Linked DNA regions of Mus musculus: region 2 is linked to region 1. A link is a loop called in an ENCODE intact Hi-C map of the cell type or tissue named here. Cell type or tissue: left cerebral cortex. All regions are shown on one strand. Each heading gives the region's core, and the rest is flanking DNA. Links, peaks and the distances in the headings are about the cores only.

What was found. A loop is a pair of places that touch in the nucleus more often than their neighbours do. Peaks named below come from ENCODE experiments on the same cell type or tissue, not always from the same donor. Only the 100,000 strongest peaks of a DNase experiment are listed, where the experiment ranks them.
Region 2: it touches region 1 in a loop (5-fold over the local background); 8 of 42 quality-filtered maps call a loop at or near these places.

What each region holds. Positions count from the first base shown.
Region 1 is chr16:16,976,606-16,992,802 of GRCm38, reverse strand. Mapk1 (mitogen-activated protein kinase 1) reads right to left here and starts at 9,421. Exons shown (of 9, transcript NM_011949.3): 1 at 9,064-9,421. The coding sequence starts at 9,176. In left cerebral cortex, for the core only: CTCF peaks have their summits at 8,998 and 9,292; DNase peaks (open chromatin) are centred at 8,899 and 9,463; H3K4me3 peaks cover 3,805 bases; H3K27ac peaks cover 2,070 bases.
Region 2 is chr16:16,920,407-16,936,603 of GRCm38, reverse strand. Ppm1f (protein phosphatase 1F (PP2C domain containing)) reads right to left here. Exons shown (of 8, transcript NM_176833.4): 7 at 14,048-14,141; 8 at 9,229-12,964. The coding sequence ends at 12,582. It also overlaps the pseudogene Gm46540. Among named protein-coding and RNA genes, the nearest start is that of Ppm1f, 32 kb to the right of the region's middle. In left cerebral cortex, for the core only: no CTCF peak of the experiment used is centred there; DNase peaks (open chromatin) are centred at 6,103, 6,290, 7,424, 9,826 and 1 more place; H3K27ac peaks cover 5,819 bases.

The DNA.
Region 1 (16,197 bases), core at 5,284-13,283:
ATAGACCAGTCTGGCCTGAGACCATGCTGAATTCGTACCACCTGCCTCTGCTTCCAAGAGCACCAATAGGGCCTGCCTTGATAAAAACATTGTCTTTGAAAATATTTTATTGTCAGTGAATGAATGGTACATGATTCGGACTGTCCCAAAAGATTAATTGAAAATACTATCAAAAAGGAATAGGAGATGGGCATGGTAACACATGAATTTATCCCTAGTACTGGAGGCAGAGGTAAGTGAATGTTGAGTTTGAAGCCAGCCTGGTCTATAAAGTGAAAACCTGACTCAAACAAACATAAAGGGGCCTGAAAAGATGGCTCAGCAGTTAAGAGCACTTACTCATCACCGAGAGTACCTGGGTTCCTACGCCCACATCAGACAACTCACACTGTTTTTTAACTCCAACTCCAGGAGATCCAACATCTCTGGCTTTTAGAGGCACCTGTATGCATATGTGTGGTTAAAAATAATAAAAACCCCGAAAATACTAGCAAAATGTAATCACAGGCAGAATGCCTCAAGAACATGTTTGTGTTTCTTGTTTGTTTTTTAGAAGGTGTAGGGCAATGATTCTCAACCTGGGGGTGAAGCAACTCTTTCAAGACCATTAGAAAACAAAGATATTTACATTACAACTGAAAACAGTAACAAAATTACAGTTAGAAAGAAGCAACAAAAATAAATTTATGGTTGGGATCACATGAGGAAGTGCATGAAAGGGTTGCAGTATTAGGAAGGCAGAGAACCACTGGAGTAGGGGATCAAACCAGGGGCCTCATACACACTGGGCAAAAACGCCCGATCACACTGAGCTAAATCCTCAGCTGCTCCCACAAGAGTTTTAATATAGCAGTTAGCTGTTTTTACAGTAGTGTGTTAAACATCAACTTTTCTTCTGTCCTGCTGAGATAGGGGCTTACTCTGCACACCATGCTGGTCTCTGTCCTCCACCTCTGAACTGATGAAATAGAGACTGCAGGCATGTGCCATATATGCCCTAAAGAAAAAACTTGTGGGAAAGGTCTTAACTTCTATGAATTCTTTTTAAAATCATCTGATTCAAACAATGGAATAGAAACAAAGATAATTTCACGGGGAAAATGTATAAGTTTTAGGATGGGTTTTTAGCATCGCTAGACTGAAAGCAACCTCCAAAAAAGCAAACATTTTCACATCTGCTGAAGCACAGGCCTTAGGTTTAGATCTGCTGACTTCCAGGCCAAAGTTCCTCCAGCTAGCTAGCTGTCTGCAAACTCCTCTCATTTACACAAACACCTTTCTCATAGTAACTCACCATTTTTTAAGAGAAAAGGAACTAAAAATACAGTTCTTCAAAATAATGCATATTTTAATGTGCCTTTCTTACTAACATAATATGCAACCTCCAAACTCTTTAACATTTGAATCATAACCCAATGTTAGATTCCAATCTAGTCTTGTCAATTGTGCCAAATCAGAATTGAGTACTACATATTATCTACATATAATGTAGACTCCTTCAGTATGAAACTATTCTGTAGCTTTTTCTTTTAAAAAATTATTTTTTAAAGGCATGAGCATGTATATGGCGCGTGTATATATATATATATATATATATATATATATATATATATAATTTTTTTCCCAGAGGACAATCTGCAGGAGCTGGCTCTCAGAGATCCAAGTCAGATTAGTTAGGATTCTGCCTGCTAAGCCACCTTACCACCCAAATTGCTTGTTAGGTAATTGCTTTGTCACAGTACAACAGGTATTCACACTCAATACTTCCCTGGCACTCTTACACTCCTCACAAAATATGAATGTTGGGTAATTTCCCACAGCTGCATGTAATTAATTGGACAAAAATCTATGCTATTCTTACTGCACTGAAGCGACACTATAAACTAGAGAAATGCTGGAATGAACACTGCAGCCAAGCAGAAAGAACACTAACCTTAGAAAACATGGTCAAGAGTGTCTCTTGAGGACTCTAGGGATGTGCCTCAGCAAGCAGAATGCTAGCCAAACACACAAGCATAAGGACCTGAATTCAGGTCCTCAGAACCACATAAAAAGTCAGGTGTAACCGTGAATACCTGTAACCCTAGCGCTTAGAAGGTGGACACCAACTGACAACCAAGTATTCAGATACAAGAGTCTACAGAGGACATTTTCATTCAAACCACCACAGGGACCCTGGAGAGAATAATCTAGTCTGTGGACTTTTTAATGCATTTAAAGCAACAGAACCCTTGCCTTATGTTGCTGGTCCTAATAATCATGTGTGAAGGTTAATAGATGACTGAAAGGAAAACAAAAAGGTGGGAGAGAAGGAAAGACCAAAGTGCTGATGCTTCAAAAAGGAGGACTGTCATCCGTAAGGTTTTGTTCATAAGGTTTCCCGTACGTGAAGGCTCTGTCGGCCCTTGGAAAGGTGACAGTTTGAAAACCCCAGACAGAACACAATCCTTTCAATTTTCTTTGTCAACAAGGAACCTTTCACTTTGTTGTTTGTAACTTTCTCTAGTGGTTCTGCTCACATTCCATAAAGCCTCACGTCAGAACCCTCCTTGCATCTTTCTCCTCACACAGAGTGGGCCATTTCAAAGGTCAGGCTGTCAGTCTTTACTAGTGGAACATTCCAAAGTGAAAAGGAATAAAAGCAAAGGCACACAGACCATTCTAAGGTTGCACAGCAAGTAGTATTCGGGGAAAGAAATGTTTTCAAATACTTATTTCTGTATCTGTGTGAGGACACAAATGTGGAGGTCAGAGGACCTCAAGGGCTGACTGGTCCTGGCCCTCCACCTTATTTCAATCAAGGTCTTTTGTTTGTCATTTGCTGGATACTCCAGGCTAGCTAGCCCATGAGCTTCCAAGGTAATCTTTTGTCCCCACCTCCTAACTTGATGTTCAGGGGTGCTATAATTCCAAACACATGCTACCATGAATTTTTACACAGCTTTTACATGGATTCCAAAGGTCTCAATTCACATTAGCGTTACCAAATTTGCAAGAAACTTTTACCCTTTACCCACCAGCCATCTTCTCAGCCTTCAACTGTCTTTAGGGGTTTTTTGTTTCTTGTTTGTTTTTCTTATATTGTTTTTATTGTCTCTTTTTTTCCCTCAATTGTTTTTTGAGACAAGGTCTCAGTATGTAGACAAAGCTAGGCCTTGAACTCAGAGACCTGCCTGCCTCTGCCTCCCAGTGCTTGATTAAAGGATAGTTTACCCTGCTCAGCTTCAACTCTTTTTAATTAATAAGTACATATGGTTGCCTGGGAAATCCGGATGCTTTTCACAAGAACCTTCATAATACCTGAGAACTGAAAATAATCATGTAACAATCATGCCAAGCAAATTCATGTAACAGGGTAAGTTACAGCTAACTACCTCGTTGTCAGAAACACTACATTTCTGATGTTTTTGTGAGCAGCCTCCTCATGCTTTTTAGGCTCTAAATACAATCTCTGACTTGTTAGTTTAGCAACTATGTCTGAGTTTCTGATTTCTAATCTGGGTGTGGTGGCATACCCTATTATCCCAGCATTTGTGCCTGAGTCACACAGTGGGTCAATGGCCAGCTTGAGCTGCTAGACCCTTTCTCAAAACACACAAAACACAAGTAAAGGCAGGAGCAGACAGAGCAGGCAAACCCACACATTCTCTAACTGTGAAAACAGGGCCATCCCTCGATTCTCTAGTCTTCTATAATACCACGTCCAATCTCCCGGCTGTCATAACCACAGCCTCTCCCCCGAAAGTGTCCTTTACTCTAGCAATCCCATCTGTGGTTTTCCTGACCACATGTGCTGTTTTCATGGTCCCGTGCCTTTGCATGTATTATTTCTCTCTGCCTCAAAACCACTTTTAAAGGTAAAATACTCATACTTTAATAATGAGCTTAAACATCCACAAGGCCTTATAAAGACAGTCTTCTATCACCCAGCATTGTTCCTGTACAGCACTGGCAGTCTGTGTTTTTGCCTAAGTATATCCTATTCAGACAAAGTCACCACCATGCAAGAACCAAGTAAATTCTGTGCGTGAGAAGCTCTTTCTGAGCAAATGACTTTATAGGAAGAGTTGCTCTTTTGTTTGTTTGGTTTTTCGAGACAGGGTTTCTCTGTGTAGCCCTGGCTGTCCTGGAACTCTGTAGACCAGGCTGGCCTCGAACTTAGAAATCCGCCTGCCTCTGCCTCCCGAGCGCTGAGAATTAAAGGTGTGCGCCACCACGCCTGGTGGTTTATATGAAGAGTTTTAAGGAAGGCAAAAATGAGATGCAAGAGAACATAATGTTTTGTAACTTAAGCTGTCATTTCTCACCTTCACCTTCCCTCCCTGCTTGTTTTCAACACTGGAGATGAGCCCCAGAGAGTGCTAAGAAAGCACCACACTGAGCTACGCAGTGCCCCCACCTCAACTCTAAAGTCTTGTGAATGGCACTTACAGATCAGACAGGATAGGTTCCCTCACACGTACCAGGCCCAAGCCCTCTTCCACGGAGTTATACTCCTGGTACTGTCATGTCCTGCTGACTCACACTTCTAACCATGTCCTAGAGTAAGCCACCTAAATGCTCTCAATCACGTCCCGGGAAAGAACAAAAGAAAAGCTAGTCAGTTTTGCAGTAGCTTGAGGGTTAGATGATGCATACTTCTTAAAGTGCAAAGTAAGTGACACAGATATGAATGCTTCAATCACAAAATCTTAAAAGCATGGAATACTGCACTATCAGGGAAAAAGAACATAATAGAATCTGACAGGAATCATCTTTTTATTAAGAGTGAAGAATATAGGGGGCTGGTGAGATGGCTCAGCAGGTAAGAGCACCCGACTGCTCTTCCAAAGGTCCAGAGTTCAAATCCCAGCAACCACATGGTGGCTCACAACCATCCGTAACGAGATCTAGCGCCCTCTTCTGGAGTGTCTGAAGACAGCTACAGTGTACTTACATAGAATAAATAAATAAATCTTTAAAAAAAAAAAAAAAAAAAAGAGTGAAGAATATAATAGCTTGTCTTCAACTACATGCTCTTGCTCCCTGTAGTAACCTTTTAATGACTACCAGGTCCTTGAGTTCCTGAGTTCCTGTGACAATATCAAGTCTTGGTTTCCTGGTTCCCTTCCGCACAGTTCCTGGCCTCCCCATACCTACAGGCAGATACCCTATACCCTTTACTTCTCAGAGTGCCTCTCACCCCTTCCAATAGCCTGACCTTAAATCTCCCAACCCCTCCGTCACATTCAGAAACACAGTATTTCAAAATGAGATTCATCCAGGGCTGGAGGGATAGCTCAGGGTTTGAGGGTGCTTGCTGTTCTTGCAGAGAACTCCAGCTCAGTTTCCAGTACCAGCATCAAGTGACTCACAAATGCTTGTGGCCTTCAAGGACAGTCAGAAAGACACACACACACACACACACACACACACACACACACAAAAATACACTACTGGTTTTTTAAAGACCTTCTTTAAAACAGTTATCTTAGTAGACAACCTAGCACACAACTCCATTTCTTTGTTCTGACGTTTGCCATTCTTCTACACATCTCAGCAGTTCTCAGGTTTCTCTTCTTTGCCAGTGATGCTTTTATTCCTCCTGTTCTGTCATGGCTCTTAACCATACTGGGGATCATGAACCCTTCTGAAAAAAAATCTCCTAACTATTATACCAAAAAGATGTTGAACATGCACTTTACAATTTTAAGAAACCAGTGCCTCAAATAACAATCTGTACTCCTCCACCCAAGATTTTAACTGTTACCCACTATATAGAAAGGCTTCTTTCTTTCTTTAAGATTTTCTTTTTTGTATGTTTTACCTGCTTATGTTTGTGCATTCATGTGCCTGTGGAGCCAGAGGATGTCAGATTTCCTGGAACCAGGGTTAAGGGCAGTTGCAAGCTACCACTGAACCCAAGCCATCTGCAAGAACAAATGCTCTTAATGCTGAGCCACCTCTCCAGCCTCTGCTACAAACACCACAAACTGACAGAGCCATCTCTCTCTCCATGGTAAACCCACTCTGCCTTCAGTATCCCCTCTCTTGGATTATGGCACCAGTCCTACACCTTCTCATTTTAGCTCAGCAATCTTCAAACCTAAACCCACCTTTCTTGGCTTCTCACCTTATAACTAACCTTGTCTTCATTCTATCTCTTGTGACTTTCCACAAGACCTCTTATGACTGGTTCTGTTTGCTCAAGATTCCTCATCTCCACTGGAAATGAATTACTGCACCTTGAGATGGCTACAACGGCCTGATTGCTGTATCACCACCATACTTAAAATTTGCCTATGACTCTCAAATACATCAATGCGTTCTTTCCCACCGACTTTTCTTATGGAGTCCTCTACAGTGTTTTACCTCAATACTTTTCTAAGATTAGACTCAACAGCTCAAGCTGTTACCTGTTCCTATTATCTGTCTATCAAAATCACACCCACATTTAAATGCCCAACTCAAAACTCAGTCTTCTTTTAAAAACATTTTAATTTTAATTATGTGTACTCACATACACCCATATATGTGCATACACACAGAGACACCCATAAGAGGTCGGAGGCATCAAGATTACTTGGAGTTACTGGCTATTAGGAACTGAATTTTGGTTGGAGCTCTCAACTGCTGAGCTATATCTATCCTGCACCCCACCCCCACATTTTATCTTTTTGTCTTCTACATAATGACTAGGAAGGGAACTTGAACAGATAGGCACTATTCCCGGAGAACTGTTTTAGGGAAATCTTGCTAAAGAACAGCTTAAAATCCCTTAAATAATCTTTTTAAAAGAGTTATTCTTAAATTCAGTTTTTAGTGTGTGTCCCCTAGTGAGTTTTCTATGCACCACGTGAGTGTAGATGCCCTTGGAAGCCAGGGGTTGGGTAGGAGTGTCATCTAATGTAGATGCAGGAATCTGAGCTTAGGTCCTGCAAAAGCAGCAGATGATATTCAACCACTATGCCATCTCTCCAACTTTTTAAAGATCACAACTATTCAAGTAGATACTTAAGAAGCTGCCATAAACTCAACATTGATGAGATGCTAATGACATACAATTAAGACTATTAAATAAATACTAAGATACCTAAGATATGTTATCAATCTGGAGATAAAAGGCTGATGTTAGGATTTAAATTCCAATTACATCTGCATTTTTCTTAAAATTAAAATTTGTAGGTGCCAGGTGGAAGGCAGAGGCAGGTGCCAGCCTAGTCTAAAAACTGAGTTCCAGGACAGCCAGGGCAACAACACAGAGAAACCCTGTCTTAAAAAAATGAATTAACTTTATTTTATGCATATGAATGTTTCGCTTGAATGCATCTCTATGAGAACATCTCATCTTCTGGAACTGTAATTACAGACAGTTGTGAACTGCCATGGGAATTGAACCCAGATCAGCCAGTGCTCTTAAATGCCGACTCATCTCTCCAGCCCCTAAAATTTGAATTTTAAAAAGAATTCTGCACAGCAAGTGGAAACTTCAAAGGTGAATAGCAACAGGATCTAAATAATCCATCTTCTCAGGGTGGTGGGGAATGTGTGAGTTCAACTGACAGATCCTAATTTTTTTTTGTCCCTACTTAAAATAATCCCCCCTTAAATAAATGAGCCTATAGTGGGTAATCATGAGTGTCAATAATAAGTGTTACTGGCATATTTACCAGCAGGTACAGGGTAGTAATACATGCAAGACAAATGTGATATGGAAAGTACTTTTTCTCCATTCCTCTTTTGACTTGCAGGTCCAGTTCACTTTTATCTTCGTAATTGTATACTATGAGACATTTTGCTCATAAAAATATAACTATTCATGAGTCTTTTCTTTAAAAAAAAAAAAAAAGAACGTTAATTATTCTATCTTGTTAGCACACTTGGTGAAAACACACCTTTTCTGGCATTTCTAAAATTATGACTATTCAAATTTTAATGCATTTCTGAATAGACTTGTTCATCAGGAAAATATGCCGAAGTCCTGAGATTATTAAATCAAGGAGAGGCCTGTGCAATAGCTCAAGAGCTGAAGCATTTAAAACAGGATCTTTCTACAGCAAAGCTTGATTCTAGTTCTTCGCCCTGTAAAAGGACTTCCTTTCAATACCTTATCTGAAAAAGGCTGTCTTCTCTTTCCTCAAGATAGCTAAGTTAAATTAAACTATCTCAGAGACCTTCGATAAATGAACTTGTTTTAGTTAAAACAATACACTTCAACATTCCACATGCAGGAAATCCTGCAAGTGATCGTGCAAAAACTATTCTTGAACACTGAAACGTTATGGGGAAACGATCACAGTAATCGGGCTAAAACATATGGATACATTCACACTGTTAAGAGAGTACTCTTGAGGGTAACGACGGGATAATTTAAAGTCAAATTAGGACTAACTCCAAATACTTCTTAATAATTCTAGAGTGATGCTGGCTTATCCTTTCTGAAACACAATCGGTATATTTAAATCCATTTTGAAACTTCAAGATTTCAATATGTCCACAACCAACGCTGTGTCATTAACGGTTAAGCCCGAGGCAGAAAGCATCATTAGCGCTACTTAAGATATTTTGTGAATGCTGTTCACGTACACAGAAGAGAAGAAAAATATTTTGGTGCTCAGCACACAAGCCTATTATTCCGTCTTGCAAAACCATGGCCGCCGCCACCACGGACAAGCATCTAATACAATTCCTGGCTTTAATCTAATGTCAAGAGGCGGTGGCTATAATGCTATAAATTAGGAGACACAGTGTACTTCCGTTCCCGTCCCGAGGGAGAAGCCTCGAAAGTACGCGCTTTAAGACCAAGCCCCGGAGTCTTCGAGTCCTGGCCTCAATCGGGGTTGCCCCTCCAACCGCAAACGAGAAGCAGCAGAGGAAGACGAGGAGCAACACCTAAGCCTCGACCGGCTCCAGGACCCCGCCCCAGGGCTCCAGGAGTGAAGGCCAAGAAGCCAGGGGTCCGGGGCGCCGCAGAACGCGAGGCCAAGGCGCGGGAAGGGCCGTGGGTGCGTCCAGATCAGCCACAGGCAGGGGGCACAGGGTGACCGCGTGAGGCCGGGCCTGAAATCCAGCGCGGATACTCACCAAACCATGCCGTAGGCGCCTTCTCCGATGTACGAGAGGTTGGTGTAGCGCGGCCCTACGTCGAACACCTGCCCGCGGACCATCTCCGGGCCCGCCGCCGCCGCCGCCGCCATGTTGGCTGCACAGCCGCCGCCGCCGCCGCCGCCGCCGCGTTCGGTTCGACGCTTCGCGGCTGCCGCTCGACTTATGCTGCGCTTCCCGCAGGAACCGCGCTGCCGCCCGTGTAGCCGCCCCCGCCGGCGATCGGGAACGAGGAAGGAGGACAACACAGAGGAGAGAATTAACCGCCGGTAGAACCACTGCCAGCCTTCCTGCCTGACGGGCGGGCTACGAGTGGGAGGAGGGAAGGGTTCGCGTCGAAGGGCGCTAGGGCGGAGTCAAGGGCGTGCGTGTTGATTGGCTTCTCTTGGTAGAGAGGGCGGAGTCTCGCGGGTCGGCGGAAGCAGCGAGGTGAGGCAGGAGCACTGCGGCTGCGGGGGAGGGACGTCATGTGCGCTCGGAGACCCAAGCGCTGGGTAGCTCTAGAGAGCTAGGTTGGAATTTAGGCATAAGGACCCCACAGAGTCCCACCCACTGTCCTGGTGCTGTGCCTGGTCCAGAACGAACTCACACGGGACCAGGGACTTGGCTTGAGACCAGAGGACTCACTGCACACCAACCACGGGACCCCTGAGACAGACCTCTAAGAATACGTGGCCCACATTGTGCACTCTGATGAACTTAGACCATCAGAGTGGGACAGAAACCAAAAAGCATAACCCAGACCCAGAAAAAAACTTTCACCCTGTAATGAGCATAATTTTAAAAAATGCCTTTTAGACATATAAAACTAGATTAAGCAGGAATCCCACAGCATCCAAGGCTGCTCCTGATCCAGAGCTCAGTGACATCACTCACGCAAGATAACCAGATACAGTCCTAGAACCCCATGATGCCCACTGGACAGAATATAAGCAGAGACCAAAAGCAGTGATTTGCTCTACACATCTGGAGAGATACACCTTGATCTGCTCTGTGGCTAGAGAATCCACTCCCCCCCCCCCCCCCCCCCCCCCGCCAGGGTCCTGATCCTCAAATCAGAAACCTGATCTGAAGCTAAGATAGGTGACACAGGTGACCTTGGGGAGACAGGCTTAGGACTGTAAGAAATTTAGACTGTAAACCTTGCATGATGACCTTCAGCATAATAAAATATAACTTTTGTTATACTAACTACATATATCTACCTTCTTGCCCGTGACACACACCTAACAGTGTGAGACATAAGTAAGCAGAAACCAAAACACAAGACATTGAATCCCCTAATTAGAGGTTTGTTCAAGAAGATTTGCTGAATATCTACGGCACTGGAGCCAGCCATGCTTCCAGAGTGAAAAGACAGACAAAATACAATATTTGCACTTAAGTGTTGTGAAGAAATAAAAAGCCAAGGGAAAGTATAGAGAGCTGTGGGTAGGGACACTGGAAAAAGACATAGAAATTTGGGGACTCGGGTCCAGGTGTTGTGCAACAGTTTCCTGAAGGACTGAAACATTCTATGAACTTGAAACATTCTAACTTGAGGGGAAGCTTCTGAAATAGTAAACTAAAAACTAAAAGCAGCAAGGCGGCATGGTGCCTCACACCTTGATTCCCACCACTTGTGAGGCAGTGGCAGGCAGATCGCTTATGAATTGGAAGCCAGCCTGGTCTACAGAGTGAGTTCCAGGATAGCCAAGAATATGCAGAGAAACCCTGTCTCAAAAAAACAAAACCAATCAAAAAACTCAAAGGAGTTTCAGGAAGTCCTTAAAACTGACCAGATTCACTAGGCCCCTCCCACCAGAGTAAGCAATAAAAGCTGAGAGTCCCTCTGAGATGGAGCTCAGGTGAGCTGCAAAGACTCTTGAGACCAGCTACCTGGAAGAGGCAAAACCCTGCCTGCTGCCTGGTAATGGTTTAGACAAACTTATGCACTCGGAAGGACACTCTTCAACTTCAGCAGCATCCACACTTTGGTCTGTTGTGAGCTCCTGTTTGTAGTGAGGAAACCTGTGTTGTGTCTCCCCAGGAAAAGTTTTGTCACAGATGGGTATACTGAAACACAGCATAGTTAGAATGGCTAAAACATCTGAACAAGATTTAGAAAAAAAAAACCAACCAACCAAACAAAAAAACTTGATGTCATGGGTCCGAACCAGTCACAAACACCACTAAACTGAAGGATGAAATTGGAATCTTAAAGTTGGTGGATGCCCAGACAAAGCAGAGCTAATGAGATTATAAGTGACTACCACTGTCTCCTGAGCCATCCCTGGAAGCAGACTCCTGTGTGGCCAACATGGAGATCTAACTTAGAGACATCAAGTCTGGCCTTCTAGACATCAATAAAGATTAACTAGGCAATCTCAAAGATAAAAAAGTAAATCTTTAATAATAAAGGGAAGAACTGGGGTGTTCCTCAGTGGAGGAATGCATACTAAGCATATGGCAAGTTTTTGATTCTTTAATCCTTCAAAATGTTTTAGTCCATTCAGCAGAATCTATTTCAGAAGAAACCTAATACCATGGCTCTATTAAAATGTATTTTTTAAAGACCAGGATAGATGGATAGTATCATGAAATAAAAACCCCACGAATTAACATAAAATTAGCAGCTGAAACAGTAAACATCTGATGACACAGAAGAACAAGTCAGCAGTATAAAAGGTAGATATTAGGAAAGTTTGCAAAATCATTAAAACCGCTAAAAAAGAAAACAATCTAGGATAGTATTGCATGCTTTTAATCACAGCATTTGCTCAGACAGGGCTCCATACTAAGACCTGTCTTTAAAAGCAAGAAAGAAAATAATTGAGATAATTGTAGGAATTCAAACTATATATATCCAAAAATAAAACTGAGGCAATTGGGCTGGAGAGATGGCTCAGCGGTTAAGAGCACTGACTGCTCTTCTGATGGTCCTGAGTTCAAGTCCCAGCAACCACATGGTGGCCCACAACCATCCATAATGAGATCTGACGCCCTCTTCTGATGCATCTGAAGACAGCTACAGTGTACTTAGATATAATAATAAATAAATCTTTAAAAAAAAAAACTGAGGCAATCAATTAGAAACAATAATCAAAATGGAAGAAAACTTTCCTCAGACATACAAGTAGAAAATTCAATGGGTTCTCGGGGTTCCAGAAAATTAATAAGCAGAGGTCAACTTGTGTTAGTTACTTATCCTGTTTCAGTGTTTAAATGCCCTGACAAAAGCAATTTAAAGGAGAAAGGGTTTATTTTGAATCCCAGTTTGAGAATACGGTCCATCCCGGTTAGAAAGCCTGGCTCAGGACTTGAGGTGGCTGCTTACATAAGCAGGAATCAGAGAGTGGTATATGCTAATACTCAGCTTTTAATAACCCCCTGTTTAATATAGCCTAGTACTTCAGCCCAGATCAGTGCTCTCCATAGTTAAGGTGAGTCTTCCAACTTCCATTAACATAATCTGAATAATTTCTCACCAGCACGCCCAAAGTCTGTCTCCTAGGAGATTCTAGATTCTGTCAGATTGACAGTATTAACCATCACACAACTTTAAGACAGAATCTGGGTGGGTGGACACATTTTTAACGTAGATTTACTTATCTTTATCTATGTGTATAAATGTTTTGCCTGCTGATGGTAGAGGCCAGAAGAGGGTGTTGGAACTGGAGTTAGAGACTGTTGCAAGCTGCTGCTGGGCGCTGAGAACTGAACCTGGGTTCATTGCAAGAACAGCAAGGGCTCTTACCTGCTGAGCCATCTCTTCAGCTGCCAAAAGTTGCTACATTTTAGAGATAAAGAACAAACTAATGAGCTGGGCAGTGGTGGCACATGCCTTTAATCCCAGCACTTGGGAAGCAGAGGTAGGCAGATTTCTGAGTTCGAGGCCAGCCTGGTCTACAGAGTGAGTTCCAGAACAGCCAGGGCTATACAGAGAAACACTGTCTCACAAAAAGCAAAAATCAAACAAACAAACAAAAAAAAACCCCAAAAAACCAAGCTAATGATATTTTAGCAGAAGATAAAGTTACTTATTTAAAAAGCTAAAAACTAGCACCAGAGAGAGACATCAGTAGTCAGAGGGGACACTCAGAAGGTAGAGGTGATGGGTCAGAAGTTCGAGGTCATTCTTGGCTACAAAACAATTTGAGGCCAGCCTGAGCTACAGGAGTACAGGAGACTGGCCCCTGTTTCAGAAAAGAAAAAGAGAAAGAAAGAAACAAAGAAGAGAAGAAAAGAAAAAGAAAGAGAGAGAGAAAGAGAAAAAACCTAAATATTGACCCTCAGATTTCATGATAATAATTTGTGTAGTAATTAAATGCTAAAGGAAAATAAAACACGCCTGGCAGCTGTTGGAAGGTCTGATTGTGACTCTTGGTATCATTTCATTCACCCTAATGTCTTAATTCCTCCTAGATCTCTGTTGCTCTGAATAACTAACTCTCTCTCTCTCTCTCTCTCTCTCTCTCTCTCTCTCTCTCTCTCTCCCTCCCTCCCTTTGGTGCCCCACCTCCCACATCCCCCCAGGCAGGGCGTCTCTGGAACTCACTCTGTAGACTGGCCTCAGGGCTCTGCCTGCTTCTGCCTCCTGAGTGCTGGGATTAAAGATGCATGTGCAACCATGCCTGGCTTTGAACAACTTTTTGTTTTTGTGCTTGTTTCTTTACTGCATGGTGGGGTGGTGGAGGTGGAGGGCAGGGCATGCTGAAACAGCACAGCTGTGGAAGTCAGTGATGAATTATGTGTCTTCTACCGTGTGAGCTCTGGTAACCACACTCAGATCATCTGGTTTTGTGGCAAGCACCTTTATCTTCTGAGGCATCTCACTGGCCCAAGAATAACTCTTCTTGAGTCCCAGGTCAGCATATCTACAGTACACCGAGCACTGCTATGTGATCTCCCAAATTTACATTAAATATATATGTATATGTGTATATATATATATATATATATATATCCAAACTACCAGCAGCTAATTGAGAAGACCTTTGTTTCAATTTCCTCAGACTTATGAAGGGTTGCGATAATACCCACCTCATAAATATGTCCTACAGAGTAAATAAAATAACACACAAAGAGCCCAGTGCAGAGTATATTATGTACCCAATAAATGTTATCTTATTACTATCTACTCCACCCAAACCTGTTCCTCATCTTGTATCTAGTGGATAGTGTTACTGTCACATAGGTACAAAGTGGAAATGTGGCTACCATAGTACCTTTTAAGCTAGGTGTTGCTTTGTGGTGGAAGGTTTATTCACTATATAATTTACTTCACTTCTGAATGTAAGTACCACCACCTATTCAGTCACAAATTCCCACAAAGTTTAATGTATATGAATTATTCAAGGTTTCTTTTGGTTCCTTTACATGTTTGAGGTGTATGAATGTATGTGCATGTGTGTGTGTATAAACACACTTATCTGTGTCTGTACATGTGGAGGCCAGAGGTTAACCTCAGGTGTTTTCCACTTTCGCTCTCTGCTTTAGTTTTGGAAACAGCATTGCCCACTGAAACTTCCCATTTCTGCTAAGCGGGCTAGCCTTTGAACTTCCAGGATCTGTCTGGCCCAGGATCTGCCCAACACGGTGGGTGGGGCATGGGGGAGGCACACATGCACACTGCTGGGCCAGGCTTTTCTGAGGATGCTGGGGATCTGAACTCAGATTGTCCTGCTTTTGTAGCAAGCACTTTACTGACTGAGCCCTCTCCCCAGGCCTAATATTTCTTTAATATATTTTTGTTACTCAAAAATGTGGTCTCCAGACTTAGCAGCAGCAGCAGCAGCATTTCTGAGGGTGTTGGAAATGTAGCATCTCAGGCCCCATCTCTAACCTCCTAAATCCAGATCTGCCTTTGAACAAGACCTCCAGGTTATTAGTATACTTGTAAAGTTTGAGGAGCAAAGATTTTGTGTAGCCACCGGGTTGGTGAAAGCCCGTTGACTCATCTCACTGAGTCTACACACTGTCTGACTTCTTCCAACAGTTGTTTCTCCTGCTCCTGGGATTGATCAGTCTATAAGAGATTTGGTCCTATTCATCCCCTGACTTCCAACTTCCCTTTTTCTTTTTGCTCCTGGGGATTGAACCCTGTGCCTTATGATCCTTCCACACTTCCCAGATAATCAGGAGTTTTGGCTGGACCTTTGAACTCATATCAATATAGCAAGGAGCCAGGCACATACTATGGCGCTGAAACAGATTAATAAGGTATGATATACCACATAAATGATTTAAAAGCTCTGAAGGAGCAATAATAGCTAAGTGTGAACACTGACTCACAAAACACTTCAGTCAGGGGCTCAGTGGTTAAGAGTACGTGATGCTCTTCAAAAGACCCAGGTTCAGTACTCAGCACCCACATGATAGCTCACAACAGGATCTATCATCCTCTTCTGGTCTCTGTTGGAACTACACATATGTGAAATGTCTGGGCAAAACACCTATATACATAGAATAAAACTTAAAATTAAACAAACAAACAAACAAACAAACAAACAAACTAAAACCAGACTTGTAACTCTGAGCAAATTTTCTATGCTCCAGAAAGGAGCATAGTGGAAACAGATCTTAAATTTCTAAATATTTTTTGAGGATTTAATGGGTTAGTATGTTGTAGTGAGAATTTTGGTTTCTTAAAAAAAAAACAGTTATGTTATGTGAATATGTTTTTGTTTTAATCCTAGATGTGGGATATGGGCTGCTTTAGATTGTCCATAGCCTCTAACTATGATTTGTCTCATGCTCTGGTAGGGGTGTGATTCTGGGTACTCTTGAGAAGGTATAAAAATGCCAAAGCCCTGAGAAGCTGGGGTGGCTGCTGCTCCCCTGCTCCCCCTCCTTCTCCTCTGTGTAGCCCTGGCTGTCCTGGAACTCACTTTGTAGACCAGGCTGGCCTCGAACTCAGAAATCCGCCTGCGCCTGCCTCCCGAGTGCTGGGATTAAAGGTGTGTGCAACCATGCCCGGCTATTTGTCTGTTTTCTATTTGCTCTTATCTGATGTCCCCAGTACAAGATTAGTGCCACAGTCTCTGACCCACAGAGACAAGAAGGACATGGACACCAAGTCAGGTTCATGCAGCAGCTTCTTCTTTACTTGCAGCTTTACTTACAACTTCTACT
Region 2 (16,197 bases), core at 4,113-12,112, 55 kb after region 1:
ATGGATCCACAACAATGGCCCATTCTGCCACAAAACTGCGGTTGGCAATTGTGCTGTCTTAAAGACACACAAACTGAAAGGCTGCGAATCCTCAATACGTTGTAATTGTGCATTCTGTAAGGCTTTTTCCACCTTTTGTAAGGCCTGGTTAGCAGCTAGAGTAAGAGCCCTAGGGGAGGAGATATGAGGATCTCCTTCTAAAATACCAAACAAAGGCCTTAACTCAGCGGAAGGAATCTTTAAAAAAGGTCTGAGCCAATTAATATCTCCCAACAGCTTTTGAAAATCATTTAAGGTATGGAGGTGATCTCTTCTTATCTAAACATGTAAATATTGATTTCTCTCAAAGGAGGAAATATGCGTGACATCCATTTGTCAGACCTGTAATGGCCTGACGCCACGAGGGTTTACCCCTACGTGAGTAGATAAAATTTGACAACAATCTAAAGGCATTATTAAGTAATCAGAATCATTTCCAGTAGAACCAATCCCTCTTGCAGCTCTAGGAATACCAGAGGAAGAAAAAACAGCCATGTAGGCTTGGCAAAATTATTAGTTGAGCTATTTTGTCCCCTTGTGATATAGAAAAGACAACTTGAGGACAAGAACAGAGAACCTGAAGTTCCCCTTTACAATCCTGATCTACAACTCCAGGGTGGACAATAAGACCTTGTAGGCTGCAAGAGCCTGCCTCTGTCATACTGGCCACAAAATCTGAGAAGGACTCTTAAGGTCCCTGGACGATCTTTGTTAATTGTCCAGTGGCTTCACCTGCTCGGGAGAGCGCCTTCCAGGCCCTAATAGCCTTTTCATCTGATTCAGAACTATTAAAAACTGGCTCCTTGAACTCACCTAGTGATGAGTATAGGCTCCTTCTCCTAGAAACCTCCGCTGATTGATCTTTTTTCTTTTCTTTTTCCTTCTCCTTCCTTCTAATCTCTCCCCAGGTATTCTTACCTGACCTAAACTTTTCCTCAGGTTCAAGACCCTTGGAAAGGCCTGTATACTTATTTTGTGTACCATATTTTCTCTTTGCTCCTATTCTCTCTCCCCGCTTTACTTCTGATAGATTGTCCTGAATTTCATCCAGAATCCGCCCTGCCTTAACCACTTGATAACATGTGAAAAGGAACAAAAGGGCTTCTAACACTAGAGAAAGTTCAAGGCCAAACATACCTTGTAAAGCTATTTCCCACTTTACTTCTGATAGACTGTCTTGACTTTCCTTAGAAAGTTCAAGACCAGACTTACCTTGTAAAGCTGTACTCACTGGTACTCCTGTTCCCCAGCTGAAAAGTTCTGAATTCACGCAGTTGAATCCTTCTCAACAGTCTGTGATGCGGGAACACTTTATTACCGCCGTTTCCCAGCTGAAGAGTTCTGAATTCACGCAGTTGAATCCTTCTCAACAGTCTGTTTTACGGGAACCTTCATTACCATAACCCGCAGTTCTGGTTCCGGAATGAGGGATCTTCCTTGCGCCGGTGATGGTTAACTCCCGTCCCGAGTTTTCTTGTATTTTCTCGTCCCGGATTTTCTCGTCCCGGATTTCGGCACCAACTCTTAAACGCGTTCTCACGACCGGCCAGGAAGAACACAACAAACCAGAATCTTCTGCGGCAAAACTTTATTGCTTACATCTTCAGGAGCAGGAGCGCAAGCCCCCAGCCCCAAAAACGAAAGCCCCCCGCTTACATCTTTAGGAGCCAGAGCGCCAGCGCGCCAGAGCGCCAGCAAGAGAGAGAATGGCGGAAACCCCGTCCCCTTTTAAGGAGAATTATTCTTTGCCTAGGACGCATCACTCCCTGATTGGCTGCAGCCCATGGCCGAGTTGACGTCACGGGAAAGGCAGAGTACATGTAGTGGTAAAATACCCTTGGCACATGCGCAGATTATTTGTTTACCACTTAGAACACAGGATGTCAGCGCCATCTTGTGACGGCGAATGTGGGGGCGGCTCCCAACATAGTATTATTTTTCTGATTTTAAAACTTTTTACTAATATAGAAAATGGGCTGGGAAGATAGCTTAGTTGGTAAAATGCTTCTATCGGGGTTGAAGAGGTAGCTTAGTGGTTAAGAGCACTGGCTGCTCTTCTAGTAGACCCAGGTTTGATTCCCTGCACCCACATGGTGGCTGACAACCATTTTTACCTCCTGTCTGAGGGGATCTGACACCTTCTTTTGGCCTTCACAGACATTGCATACATTTGAAACACATACATATATGTGGCAGAACACCTATATAACATAAAACAAAAAAAATGCTTATCTAGCAAGCAGGTGGATTGGAGTTTGATCCCAAGAACCCCCATAACCAAAGCCAGGCATGGTGGCACACGTTGTGGTCCCAGCAGGAGGGAGGTAGAGACAGGAGGAGCCCTAGGGTTTTGCTGGCCATCCTAGTTGGTGAAGGTCATTGAAAGACCTTGTCTCAAAACAACAAAGTATCTTCAAGAAGACAACATGGCTGACTGTTGGCCTCAAATATTCACTCACATGCATGCACATCCCTACCCCTAACGCACCCCCCCATATGAACACACATGCATGTACATGCACACACAGAGATGTGCACATGAACATGCACACATGTGCATACACACATACATTTGAAAAAAATGGGGGTCTGGGGCTTGCTTTGCACATATGGCCTGAATTTGATCATCAGAAACCCATGTTTTTTGTTTGTTTTTCTCTGTCAGTCGTGAGCATGTGTGCTTGTATTTCCAGAATTTGGAAGGTACAGGAGAGTTTGAGGCCATCTTGGGTTACAAGAGACCCTGAATCAAAAACAAAAATCAACCAAAAAACAGTTGGAAAATATAGGGCCAGAAACAAAGTTCAGTGATAGAATATATTCTTGGCATGGGTGAGACCTGGAGTTCAGCCTGATGAAGATGATGGTGGTGGTGGTGCCAATGGTGATGATGGTGTTGATGACCCTGGTGATGGTGATGATAATGATAAAAGGAAGAGGAAAGGAGGAGAAAGAAGAAAAACACATACTTGAGCAAGGTGTGGTGGTGCAGAGTTGCCATTCCAGTACTCTAGAGATGGAGGGAGGAGGATCAGGGGAGTTCAAGGCCAGCCTGGGATACATGAGATCCTATGTTAAACAAACAAGAAACTACAAAAATAGTAATATAAGGCCTATAGTAGCTAACATCCAGAGGTAACTGATTTTGTTGTAGTGAGCACTAGTTTCCAGCTATCTGAGGCCCCTGCAGGTGTCCACAGTCCCCTCACGAGGCCGCCTGATGCCGCCTCTGCCTCAGGACTCTGTGCTTTAGGAGACTGTTAGGTTGTTAGGTAAAATGGCTTTTTTTTTCATTCTTTTCCTTTTAATCAAGGAAGGGCCTGCTGTGGACCAATAAGATAGCTTCTTATGTCCATGCTGTCTTATTCACTTGTGGTTGAGTTAATTGTAGAGAAAAGTAACAGAAATTGACTGGATAAAGAAAGGAGGTGGACATGGAACTAATGTGGGTGTCTAGCCCCAAGCCTCAGCAGCCAGCCACGGGTCTGCACGGTTCTTTTGCATCAAGAAGTTAATTTTTCGAGCCATTTCCATGTTGTGGATCCTCCAGCACGTTTCATAGCTGTTTTGCTGGTGGCAGTCACAAGGCTTCTCATAGTACTGTCGTCGCTTTATGACTGCAGTAAGGTGGTGAGGATTCTGTTCACCTTCCATGTCCCCTCCTGAACCATCACAGTCCTGGCAATGAACTTCAGATGTTTAGCTGTGGCCTTGATTTTAAATCTTCATTCTTCAGGGCCTGGGCTCTCTGAATTCGGATTCCTCAACCCTCCACAAAATGACTCTTTTGGGTGTGTGTTTGGTGTGTGTTGTGTATATATTTTGTATGGTGTTTGCATGTATGAGGGCTGCCTCAGGTGTCATTCCTCAAATCCCACCCACTGTTCTTATATTTTTCTTTAGAGAGAGGGTCTTTCGATGACCTGGAATTCACCAAGTATGCTAGGCTGGTGGGATGTGCTCTCTTGGTTGTCAAGGTGACTGAATGTACCATCAACTAAGTGCTGGACACTTTTTCCCTATCCTTCCCTCCTTTCTTTTCTTTTTTTGAGACAGAGTCTATGTAGCTCTTCCTGGCCTGGAACTTGCTGTGTAGCTGAGGCTGGCCTGAACTCACAGAGATCTATCAGCTTCTGCCTCCAAAGTGATGGGATTAAAGGTGTGTACCACCATCCTTCTTTAAGGGAGTTCTTGGTTATATTATTTAAAATGGGCCAGGCAGGGGTGGCACACACCTTTAATCCCAGCACTTGGGAGGCGGAGGCAGGCGGATTTCTGAATTTGAGGCCAGCCTGGTCTACAGAGTGAGTTCCAGGACAGCCAGGGCTACACAGAGAAACCCTGTCTCAACACCCCCCCCCCCCAAAAAAAAAGTAAGACTCATACTAAATGTGGATGGAAACTTAGAAGGGAGATAAAAGAAGGAAGCTTGCTTTTTGCCTGTCTGCCTTCATTCTTGCTGGCAAACTCATCTGTTCTGTTGCTGCAACTGCTGAACTCACTGATATCAGAACAAGCTTTTTAAGACTTCTAATGCAGACTGAAGACTGGTAGCTGTCAGCCTACCAACCCTCGGATGACAAACTACCAGATTCTTGACCATTTTTGGCGTGACATAGCCATTGTTGAACTACCTAGATTGCATGTTATACATTAGTCTAGTAAGTCTCTTTTTAATATATATCCAACCATTGCTTCTATTCTCCCAGAGAATTGTAATATAGCTGGGTAGCTGAAGGGCCCCAAGAATTCCTCCTGTCTGAGTCCCCATACACCATCAAGTCTGGCTTTTTAAAAACATAGCTTCTAGGGTCTGAACTCAATCCCTAGGCAAGGCAAACACTTTACCAAGGGAGCTATCTCCCTAGCCTCTTGTTTTGATTTTTTTGAGACAAGGTCTCCCAATATAGCCCAGGCTAAGCAGCTCTCTTTTTTGGCCTCCCAAGTGCTGGGGCCCATCTGAAGTCCTCTTTGACCTATCTTTGATTAGCTTAGAGCCCATCCAGGTCCCAGACAAGTTAATAAGGCTGAGATGTAGGACTCCAGTGTGGAGATCTGTGGTCAAATCAGATAACAGCTTGCTAATCAGGATTTCTGCCTCTTTTTCTGGCTCTGCTACATTCTAGACCCAGCCTGGGAGACCTGGTTTTCAGGTTCCCTTCCTCAGGAGGAAACTCTTGTTTGATGGACATAACGCCTCTCCCCTCCTCTCCCCAGCACACCATGGCCCCCACTCTTTCTATTAGCTTTAGCTTGTTTCCCTCCTGGTAGAGTCTAACACATACCCTGCTCTATCCTGGTAGCTCAGTCCTTTGGATGAATTGCCTCCACTACACCCATCTACCCGTCACACCTCACTTGTCCTTCTTGCCTCCCCCACTCCCATCTGGTGGCTCTGAGTGAGTGTGTCAAGCTACATGCAGTTGGAGGACAGGGGGAATGCAAACCACCATCTGGAGATTCAGATACACGAGTCGACTCATCAGGAACAGCAAGGCAGCATATACTTAAGGAGGTTCTGCCAGGGGCTCTGGAGGAGTTGTGTGGGTGTGGGGAGGGGAAGACAGATGGATGCGTGGGCAGCAGGGGCAGGGCCTGATCAGAAACCCCCAGATTTGCATGCTGGCACTATCTTCTTCTGGGCTTGTTGCCTAGTGGGCAGCTGTGTCCCCTGGGGGCAGGGAGTGCTGGGGACAGGGTAGGCATCAGCCCACTAGTCAGCGAAAAGATATTTGTAGGGGAGAGGAATGGTTTATAGGTTGTAGGGAGATGTGAGAGGGTGGGTTGTAGGAGGGTATGCATTGTGTACATGAGTGAAATTGTGAAAGGACAAATTAAAAAAAAAAAAAAACAGACTCTATTTGCCTCTTGCCTGGTTCTGCCACTCTGCAGCCCCGGAAACCCTGTCCCCACTGCCCCAGACCCAACAGCAGCAGGTTATGTTGCATCCCATAAAATATAGTCTAACAGCAATGGGATGGCCAGTCTGGGGGTGCTGGGGAAGGGCTAAGAGGAACACAGCAGACAAGGCTGGGGAACAGGAGAGGGGTCCCATAAGGCAGAGTAGACAGGGCCTGGGCTGAGCCTGTGCTTGGGAGGAAGGAGTGCAGCCGGGCTAGGATGGTAAGCCCTAGCAAGCCGAAGGCACACAGGCCTCTCCTAGTTCTCAGGATCAGTTAAGGATACTTAAAAAGCAGAAATGATGTTTATCAGAAGACTTCTTGACTTGACAGTTCACACAGTAACAGGGTTTCTTCTGGCATCTCACACATCCTTAGTTTTGGATGGCCCATCCTATCCTCACTAGCATTCTGAGGCTGTGCTTCATGCAGGCAGCTTCAATGCTCTCTGAGGCTCCCAAGGAAGCTCAGGAAGAGGCTGTTACCTGTTACTTCTCCCCCTGAACCCCTCCCCCTGTTTCATGAAGGAATCACAAACCAAATGATAGAAACTAGAGACTCTGAAAATTGCCCCTTCCTCGGGTTGAAGAATTGCCCATGTAGACTTTGCAGGCAATGTATCTTCCACTCTTGGTGAAGATTTGGTAGGTGGCTTTTTGTGGGACGCCCTGTTATCCCTTGGGAGTTGTGTGCCATGTCAGGATGATGTCTGCTACGTGGCTGGACTGAGACCCTCTCCTGCTGATTCTCAGTCATCTTGACTTGAAATGATGTATTAATCCTTAAGGGTACTGAGGCAGCTTTCAGTTGTCCTGAAGAGTGGTTTCTTGTGTACTGGGGGCTCCAGTCCACTTGACTCTGCATGTGCTTATTGCACTGAGACCTTTGGGAGCAAATTCCACTCTAACAGCTACTGGCTGTCTCCAAGGTGGGTGAGGGCACAGAAGTTGAGTCAGAAGTCACTGTGGAGGATGGAGGGCTGCAGGTCTAGAGTCCAATTCGGAGTTCAGTGGATCCAAGCTGATCTCTCTTAAAGGCCACTTGCTGTAATTGTTCTGAGGCAGGTCCCTCACCTGTTAAGGCAAGTCCTGAAGGACCAGTCTCCTTAGCCATAGGGCTCTATAGTTGCAGGCTTTTCATTACAACAGTGAGCCTTATCTAACAGGCTCCCCTCAGATGCTGTCCTTCATACCCTGATTTAGCTACCTGGACTGTGGATCCAGACACTCTGAGTCTTATTATTTCTTATGTTACCAGCTGACCTCTCACCAGTAGCAGCAGCTGCTTCCTCCTCCCACCCTACCTCTTCCACCACCTTCTCCTCTTCTTTTAAGTTTTGGGTTTTCAAGACAGCATTTCTCTGTAGATCAGGTTAGCCTCAAACTCAAGAGATCACCCTACCTCTGCCTTCCTTAGTGCTGTGATTAAAGGTGTGTGCTACCACATCCAACCTAAAGCATACTCACTACAAGTCAGTTGCTCTTGGTAAACATGTTTCTAGACTTAGCACACACCACCTTTTAACTTGGCTCAATTATAGAACTGTGTTTAAATCCTGATGCACAGCACTGTGCTGCAGCTTTGTTTCCATAGCAACCCTAAGCTCTTTATGACTCCCTTTAGAGGAAGATTTTTTTTTTTTTTTTTTTTTTGGTTTTTCGAGACAGGGTTTCTCTGTATAGCCCTGGCTGTCCTGGAACTCACTCTGTAGACCAGGCTGGCCTCGAACTCAGAAGTCCGCCTGCCTCTGCCTTCTAAGTGCTGGGATAAAAGGCGTGCGCCACCACGCCCAACTAGAGGAAGATTCCTAAGTGTTTTTTTTTTTTTTTTTTTAAGATTATTTGGTGTTGTGGCTTGAGTATGAAATGTCCCCAGAAATCTGAATACTTGGTCCTCAGCTGGTGGCACTGTTTGAGGTTATGGAACCTTCAGGAGTTACAATGGAGGGGTGGTGGTGGTGGGTCACTGGGGGTGGACTTTGATGGTTTATAGCTGGCCCTGCTTCCTGGTCTTTTCCTGCTTCCTGTGTGGATGAGATCTGCTCTTCTGAGCTGCTGGGTTGGCCTCACACTCCTGACATGCCTTCCCTGCCCAGACGGACTGTGAGCCAAAATGAACTGTCTTCTATCACTTGATTTTGTCAGGGTTTTAGTCACAACAATGTGAAAGTAACTAATTTATTTGAGTATTTCCAGATAATAAACCCAAAATGTGGATTTTTAACATTTGCCTGTTCTACTGAAATAAAATGAGACTGAAAACAAAGGCATGTTTGCTGTATTAAGAAAACAGAATTTAGGGGAACATGTGAACAAGAAAAAGGAATCACCCACAACCCTGTCTCAGAGCCAGCAGTGATGCTCAGTAAACTCACCAGGGGCCTAGGGCTGTGCTTCCCACTCTGCATCCCATCTTCTGAGAGCTTCTGCCCTTGGCCCTGCATGCAGGATGTGGCAAGTGCCAGGCAGAGGGCAGGGTGGAGGCAGAAGAAATGCCTGGTGCTTTAGTGTCCATGCAAGTGGTCCTTGAAATACTGTGAGGGTCTATGCCCACAGGTGGCCCCAGCTGACTGTTGACTGGAGGACCTTGTGCTCAGTGCCCAAATGCTTGAGGCATTTCAGGCTGTGAAGAGGCACTGTAGATGCTGCTAGGTTCCTCAGGGGCCTGACCCCTCTTTACTACCCCTCTGGACCCCATGGCTGGTAGGATGGACAGTCTCCCTAACCCTAACCCAGGACCAGCTCCTCAGCAGCTTCCAAACATACCCTGGATGCCAAGAGGACCCCAAATCCAAAATGTCTCATGAAGTCTCAGGTTTTCAATGCTTTGTCCCAAGTACCAAGTTGTTGGCACTATTTTGGGAAATTGTGGAAACCAGTATGCAGGACTTGGCTTTTGGAAGCTCATCACATCCTGTGGGTCCCTGGTCATTTCTTTTCACTCTTCCTGGGTTGGCTTTGCGGTAGATAGCCATGAAGTCTGTCACATGTTCCTGCTCAAGCACATGGGATCAACCATGGGCTAAACTCTCTAGAACACCTTTTGTTGTTGTTGTTTTGTTTTTCAAGACAGGGTTTCTCTGTGTAGCCCTGGCTGTCCTGGAACTCACTCTAGACCAGGCTGGCCTCGAACTCAGAAATCCACCTGCCTCTGCCTCTCAAGTGCTAGGATTAAAGGCGTGTGCCACCACGCCCAGCTTAGAACACCTTTTAAAATACTTTTTCTGTTGAGTATTTTGTCAGGGATACAGATGTTAACTATAGACAGACGCACAGGGAAGAGATCCAAGTGGCACTCAGGAATCTTGAATATATGGTTTATTGACACCAGTACAGGGCCCCATGGGAAGACGTCCTATGAGCTCATCACCTTGGGAGTTGTCCCTAAGACTAAAGAAACACGGTGTCTTAGAACAAGACTCCCAGGAAGACCCCTGAAATAACCCTTGGCAAGGCCCACATGGCATGTAAATGGCAAAGCTTGGTGTGTTTGGTGAAGCTGAAGAGTCCAGTGAAAGCACAAGACTCCAGAGGATGGTCCCTGGAGGCTACAGAAGCTGAATCAAACCAGAAGCCCAGCTTGCTTCACACAAATTGGCCTGGCTTCCGTAAGTATGGCCAGAGCCATCCTCCTGGCCTTGAGAATACAGTTGAGGTAGCCAGGACACCCATGCCAAAACTTAGCATCAGGAGAGGGGGGCACTGCATGCAGAAGAACCCAAAAGGGCAGGGGCAGACAGATCATGGTGAATGCAGGGCTTTTAAGACCTCTAGGTGTTGGTGCCTCCCTCACCATGAGTTCTGGAGACGCCCAAAGCTATGCTGCAGATCCCTTGCTTCAACACTCCTGAAAGCCTGCTTGTGCCCTCCCACCTCTTAACGCCTCCAGGCCTTGGTTGGGAGGCAGCTGTACCTGCAAAGGCAGGCTGACGGCTTCAGCTTTTGTATCTGTGTAAGACACTGGCGCCTGTAACTCAGCTCTGTTCCAGCCCACTTAATTTTAAGAATAGACACTAATAATACTTAACCCCTCTCTGCTGCTGGTGGAGGATGGGCTCCCGTGCTCTGGCAGCTCCTGGTAATGCTATGCATGCCCTCCATGCCTTTCCCTGAGGCCTGAGAGGTGCAGTGACTGGTTCCGCTCACACAATGTGATGGTGGCAAAGAGGGGGACTTGAGCTCACAGCCACCCTTCTCCCTGTTCCTTCCCTGAGCCTCTACTAAGCCACCCATTATCCTGGCTAGGGGATTCTTTTGGGAAGAGACTCTGAGGAGGAGGTGGCCAACAAGTCTTGTAGGCTTGGTACTGGCAACTCCAGTCCAGACAAAAAGAGTTCTCTGTACCTAGGAACTCGCTCAAGGCCAGCCCTCAACAGTAGGAGAATGTGGTCTTCCTTGGCCACTAGATCAGGATGGAGCAGTGCCTGATGTTGGTCCCAGACCATTGCCAGACAGGGGGAAGGGTGGGGGAGGCACTCAGACAAGCCTGGGAAAGGGGCTTCCCTTTACACTGAGGCCTTGATATTTGGCACATCTTTACATGCGAGTATGAATCCAGACCACCAAGGAGGCCCAAATTCCACTCTTACCAGCAATGATCAGGTTAGCAAAAATGGGAGAAAACCAAAATCAATTTATCTCCCTCTATGAAGGTCACTGCTACAGGCAGGCTGGACCAACAACCACACCCTGTGTTGAGATGGCACTGAGGATGCTGGATTCTGACACCCCCCCCCCCCCCGGAAGGCAGCAGGCCTTCAAGTTAAGCAATACCTAGCTATTAGGTGGGCAGCCATCTGAGTGATCACGTTCCTATCAGGAGACTTGATCAAGGAATCAACTACATGGCCCCAGCTCTTCCATCCCTGCTGTGGGAATGGGTAAATGGCAAGCATACAGGTGGGTGCCCAGCTGCATTTGGCTGGCTCGCTCTCCTACTGCTGGAAGTGAACTTGCCTCAGAGGAATAAGTATGAGCTCCCTTGCTTCTTTTCAAAGAGGGCTTAGGTGCAATGAACAAAGCTCTGCAAGTCTTGCTAGGGCTTTCACTCTACAGGTGAACTATGTCTCCTTCATGGGGACCTACCTCACAGCCACCCTTCTTCCTACTGATCCTTCCCTGAGCCTCTGCTAAGCCACCATTATTCTCTGGACCTGCCAGTGTCTGCAGAGAGCAGCCTTGACTCGCTTGGCCCTTGTTGAGGGCCTCCTAGTCCTTCTATTCTTGGTATCCCCCCCAACCCTCACTTGGTTTCCTTGCCTGACTGTATCCATCACTGCTCTAGGGATGTGGAGGTCTTTCATGCTGCTCAGGTCAGGACAGAGTCTAGCAGGTTAGGACACAAGTCACAGGAGAAAGATGGTGGACTGCTGGGCTTGCCCAAGTTCCTCACCTAAGCACTGTCTTCAACAACTCAATCAACATAACTGCAAACACACTTAAGAGAGTTTCAAGAGAGATTGAGTGTGTCAATCTTCTAGCCAAGAGCAGTAAGGTTCTCTCAGCTGGGAACCAGCCAGACTCCAAGGTGGACAAGGAGGCCAGTGTCACCCCAGGTGCCCATAGTCACAGCCTTTACCCATCACTTCAAGGAAGTTCTGAGGTGCCCAGACGCACAAAAGGACTTTCCCAGAAAGAGTGCTGGCTGAAAGTGTGCCTTCCCACAACAAATGCAGCCTCTTTGAGAACCTCAACACGTCTGCCTATCAGGATCCATGACGGACCCAGCAATTCTCATCTACACCAAAGCTGTTTAAGGCACTTAAGTGGCTTATTAACATAACCTGGAAAAGTTTGTTTCCATCCCGATTTAGGAAAAATAAAATCATTAATACTGCAAATGTCTCCACGAACACACAAAAAAGTAAAATACTTAAGTTTTCAGGAATAAAATAAATGCTAAGCTTTGCTTAAGTTACATGACCTTGAGGGTCACCTTGGCACTGATACAACATGACAAAGCCTGAATACTGATTCTGGATTAGACCTTTCCCTGCAATAAATCTAAGCACACAAAGACACACACACACACACACACCTCACTTCACCTCCCCAGGAAGCTCAAGGGGAAAGCGAGGTCTAGAAAGCCCTAGTGGCCTTAGTACTCAGTTAGAGTGCAGTGGCAGTGGGTCACTCTCCTGCTGTGCCTCCCAGCAAGACCAATGTCTCCTCTTTGGGAAGCCAGCAGTCAAGCAGGACTGCGAGCTTGTGTGTTAGTACAGACCAAACCCTCCCAGCCTTGGGTACAATGAGAAGCCACAAGCCTGGGCTGGACACCTGGCTGCAGATCTCATTCCAGGATCTGTGTGAGGGTCCTCCAAGACCTGACCTGTGTTTTTGGTTAGGCTACCAGCAGGTGCCTGTGGTTTCTGTTCCCAGACCTGTCCGGCCCTGATCACCTCAGCCATCTGCTCTTCGGTGAGGCCATTTTCCTATGTTTCCTTCTGAGATCCACTAGCTGCCTACTGCAGTTCTGCAGCCATGAGGACAGGCTGTGGTAGGCAACATGAAGGGCTGGGGTGCTAAGGGAATGCTGTGAGAGTGTGCACCCCTGCCCACTATACCTTTTGGATCTAAGGTCTTTGAAGGGGAGGATCACGAGGGCAGAGGGAGAGTCCGGATGGGGCCTGGAGGCCTGGACCACTTAGCTTCTCTGTGAGGTATTACTGATCTCAAGTTCTGAGAGGCCAGTGGACAAGTCCTGGCTTCCTACATCTGCCTGGGCATCCCCTGTCCCCTGGACTCCACCCTCTAGCAGCTCCAGGGGCTCCCTAAGGAAGACCACCATGACTGTAATGTTGTCATGGGAGCCCCGGTCACGGGCCACAGCCACCAGCTCCTCAGCAATACGCATCCCATTGCCCTTGTGCCTGAGCAAGTGGCCATGGACGAGACCCGTGACTTCATGGTGGGGGACAACATCGAAGAAACCATCACAAGCAAGCAACAGGTAGTCCTCTGAGCCCGTTAGCTCTCTGGATGCTGCATCGGCCTCCCCAGACACATAGGGCTTCTGGAAGACATCCCCTGGGAATGAACAGACAGAAGAGCCTTGTTTCTTACTTCCCGTGTGCTCAGAACCAACCCATATCACCATCCCCAAGGGCATGCAGGTACAGGAGCCCAGCTGGCTCTCAAGGGGTCACCTGCTTAGTGCTTCCCACCCTCTTTGTAGGAGAGTCACACCCTCCCCCCCCCCCCAGCTCCACAGAGCAGATCTCACTCCAGGGAAGGCTGCATCTCCAGTGTGTCTACAGATAGACTGCTAGAGCAGTACAAAGACAGGCTATGAGGAAGGAGCCAACAAAGACCTCAAGAGGGTGAGAGGGCAGGTGTAGATGGAGTAGATGGAGGTGGAGTTACAGGAAGAGGCAGGTATGCTCTCTGAGCTGGGTTTCAGCAGTGACAGGAGACAGAGAAGAATGGGAAGCTATATTCTCCAGAAGAAATAGGATCTTAAACTTTTTTTTTTTTTGAGGAAAAAAAAAAAAGAATCATTACCATGAGTGAGCTTACAGAAGACATCATCTATAGGATATTTAACCCCGGCTAGAGGTTTCCTACTATATTTTAGTAGGCCCTAGAGAGAGGGCCTTTAATTTTCTATGGCTTCCAATAGCCTATGTAGTCCAGGATAACCTTGACGTTCTCATCTTCCTCTACCTACCTCCTAGGATGGATTACAGGTGTGTGCCACCATACTTGGTTTAAGCGGCAGCAGCAGCACAAGTGGGGACTGAGCTCAGGATTGTGCATGCCAGGCAAGCACTTGACCAAGCGAGCTAGACTCTTCCTACAGTGTTTGACAATGTACAGTAAATAGAAACTACACTGTGAACCTGATCCTCTCCTGGTTAGAGAGACCTGCAGCTTACAATCAGCTGGAAGCCTTGGTCGGAGCCAGCTGCTGAGCTGTGCTGAGCTGGGACCCACTAGGTTCGGTAGATCGCATTCTGAACACAGTGGTTTTTTAGCTTATCTTGGGTTTATTTGGAGGCAGTTCCACTGTAAGTCTAGAAGGTCTAAATGCTGTGAATACTTTAGGGAGCATTATTCTGCCCTAAGTCACTGAGTAAGCCCATGGTTCCCTGCAGCAGCCCTCTCTCTTACCAATGGCTCTAGACACTGCCAGGGTCCCGTTGACTCTCCAACAGTCCATGAGAGAAACAAAGCCACCCAGGGCTTCAATTCGTGCTTTCTCATCCTGCAAGAGACAGTCATGAGGTGGGAACTTGGGTGAGTTGGGGGCCAGGGGCAGGGGTTTGAATGTCACTACATAAGTAGAACTTAAGTCCTAAGACACATTTGAAGCCAAAGTACTTGAACCAAGTCAAGAAGCTTACCTAGATATCCAAATCAGACATCATATTAAAGACAGGATGGCTAATCAAGGAATGGGGGGGGGGCAGTGTAGAAGGGTCACCCATGCAAGCCATGATACATCTCTAAGCAGTGCTTGGGCCAACAAGGTACTCCTGGGCAGGAGAGTGGCGTTAGTGCAGACTCAGAGGGCAGATCCCTCATCTTTTACTTGGGGCTGTCATCTCTATGTGAAAACTGCTGGGCCGAAGCATGTGCTGTGCACATAAGGTCACATGGCAGGACTCTTACACCTGAGTTAGGCCGTGAGAGGCAGTAGCAAGTCCGCCCCTTAGCCAACCTTCTCCCCACTCACTCCTGGGCATCGTCTCTGTCAATAGATCCAGCCCTACTTGCAAGGGGGATGGGCAGAGGCTTGGTCTAGCCACAGGTATCTTGAAACTCTTTGGTTCGGCTGGTCCCCTCCAGGGAGAGGCTCACAGATGTAAAGTTTGACTCCTGAGGGCTAGTGTGAATAGCTGAGTGCATGTGTTGAGGCCCTCTGGGGCACCTTGAATCTCTCCTAGATGAGGGAGATCACTCATCTCGCTCTTTTACTCATGTAAACCTAACCTCCCCAAGGCTTCTAGGTTGCAGAACCTTCCTTTCTGAAGCTCCAAGTCAGGCTATCTGGCTGTGGGAACAGAGCTGGAGTGGGCACTGGGGCCAGTGATCCCCTCCCTGACAGGCCTGTTTCAACAGGCCTACTCAGTCTGCATGGACTACAGCACCAGGGTTTAAAGTAATGTGCTGAGCTGGTTGGCCTTGCTTAGCTCGGTCCTATAACCTTGTTCCTTCTTCCTTTTCCTGGATCCCTCCTCTGGCTGCACTGATCACAGCCTTGCCCTGTGCCCATGCTTGTTCCAGGCGCAAGCTAGCACCCTTGCCTGGTTCTTCTGTTACCCTTCCCTCTTCCTCCTGCTTCCTCCCCACCTCCTGAAACAGCATCTCTGCGGCCAAAGCTTGATGACTCAGCAGTTCTAGTAATAGCCACATTACCCTTTCCCCGGTGTCAGGGCTGCAGTGTGCAAGGTTCCAGTACCACTCAGAGCATCTCCAAATCCCTGTGGACTCCCAAGGCCTTCTCCATATGGGCCCAATGCCTGGGCTCCTTCCTTCTGAAGCCACTGATCTGCAAGTGCAGATGCCATCTACAACCTCACAGCCCATCCTTTTGAGAGCAGACCTCAGCTTGCCCTCTAGTGGCCTGGACATGGTGAGAGTTGGCTGTGAGCCCTTGTAGAGTTTTCCACTGCCTCAGGTCAGTGTGTTCTCTCTCTCGTCTCTGATGTGCTCAAGTCCCATGCCTCCAGGATTCAGTCTTATTTCCACGTGCTTTCTCCACAGTACTTGACCTGAGTCTTGTACCCTCACTACTGTACCCTGCTTTTCCACCAGCAGAAGTTCATCACCTTGCTGCCTCAGGAAAGCATACTACAGAATAGACACTAAATGTCAGCTGGCCTAAAGCGGGCCCATAGTGTGATGGCTGTTTAGACTGCTGCAGGACGAGACATCATCATGAGTCCTCACAACCCTCAGAGTCACCTGTGGTGGCTGGGCCCTCTCTGAAGCTGTTAGGCTGTCAGGGTCTCATGTTCCTACTGTGGCTCTAGCTCCTGCAGGAGTCTTCAAACATGTCTGACTGCTTTTCTGGAAACTGGCAGGTAGTGACAGGGATTACAGGCAAGAGCCGGTGGGATGGAGTGGAGTTGGGCAAGCTACAGGTTGGCAGATACCTGATCCACAGGTGTGCCTACCCTGGCCAGCACTAACTCCAGCACCAGGCCACTCCATCTTTACCCTACACCTTCAAAGGTCCCTGCCTGACCCTGAGGCTCGGAAGGGTCAAGCTAGGACCAAACAGGGTTTCGGACTGTGTGGAAGATGTTCCCACCTGG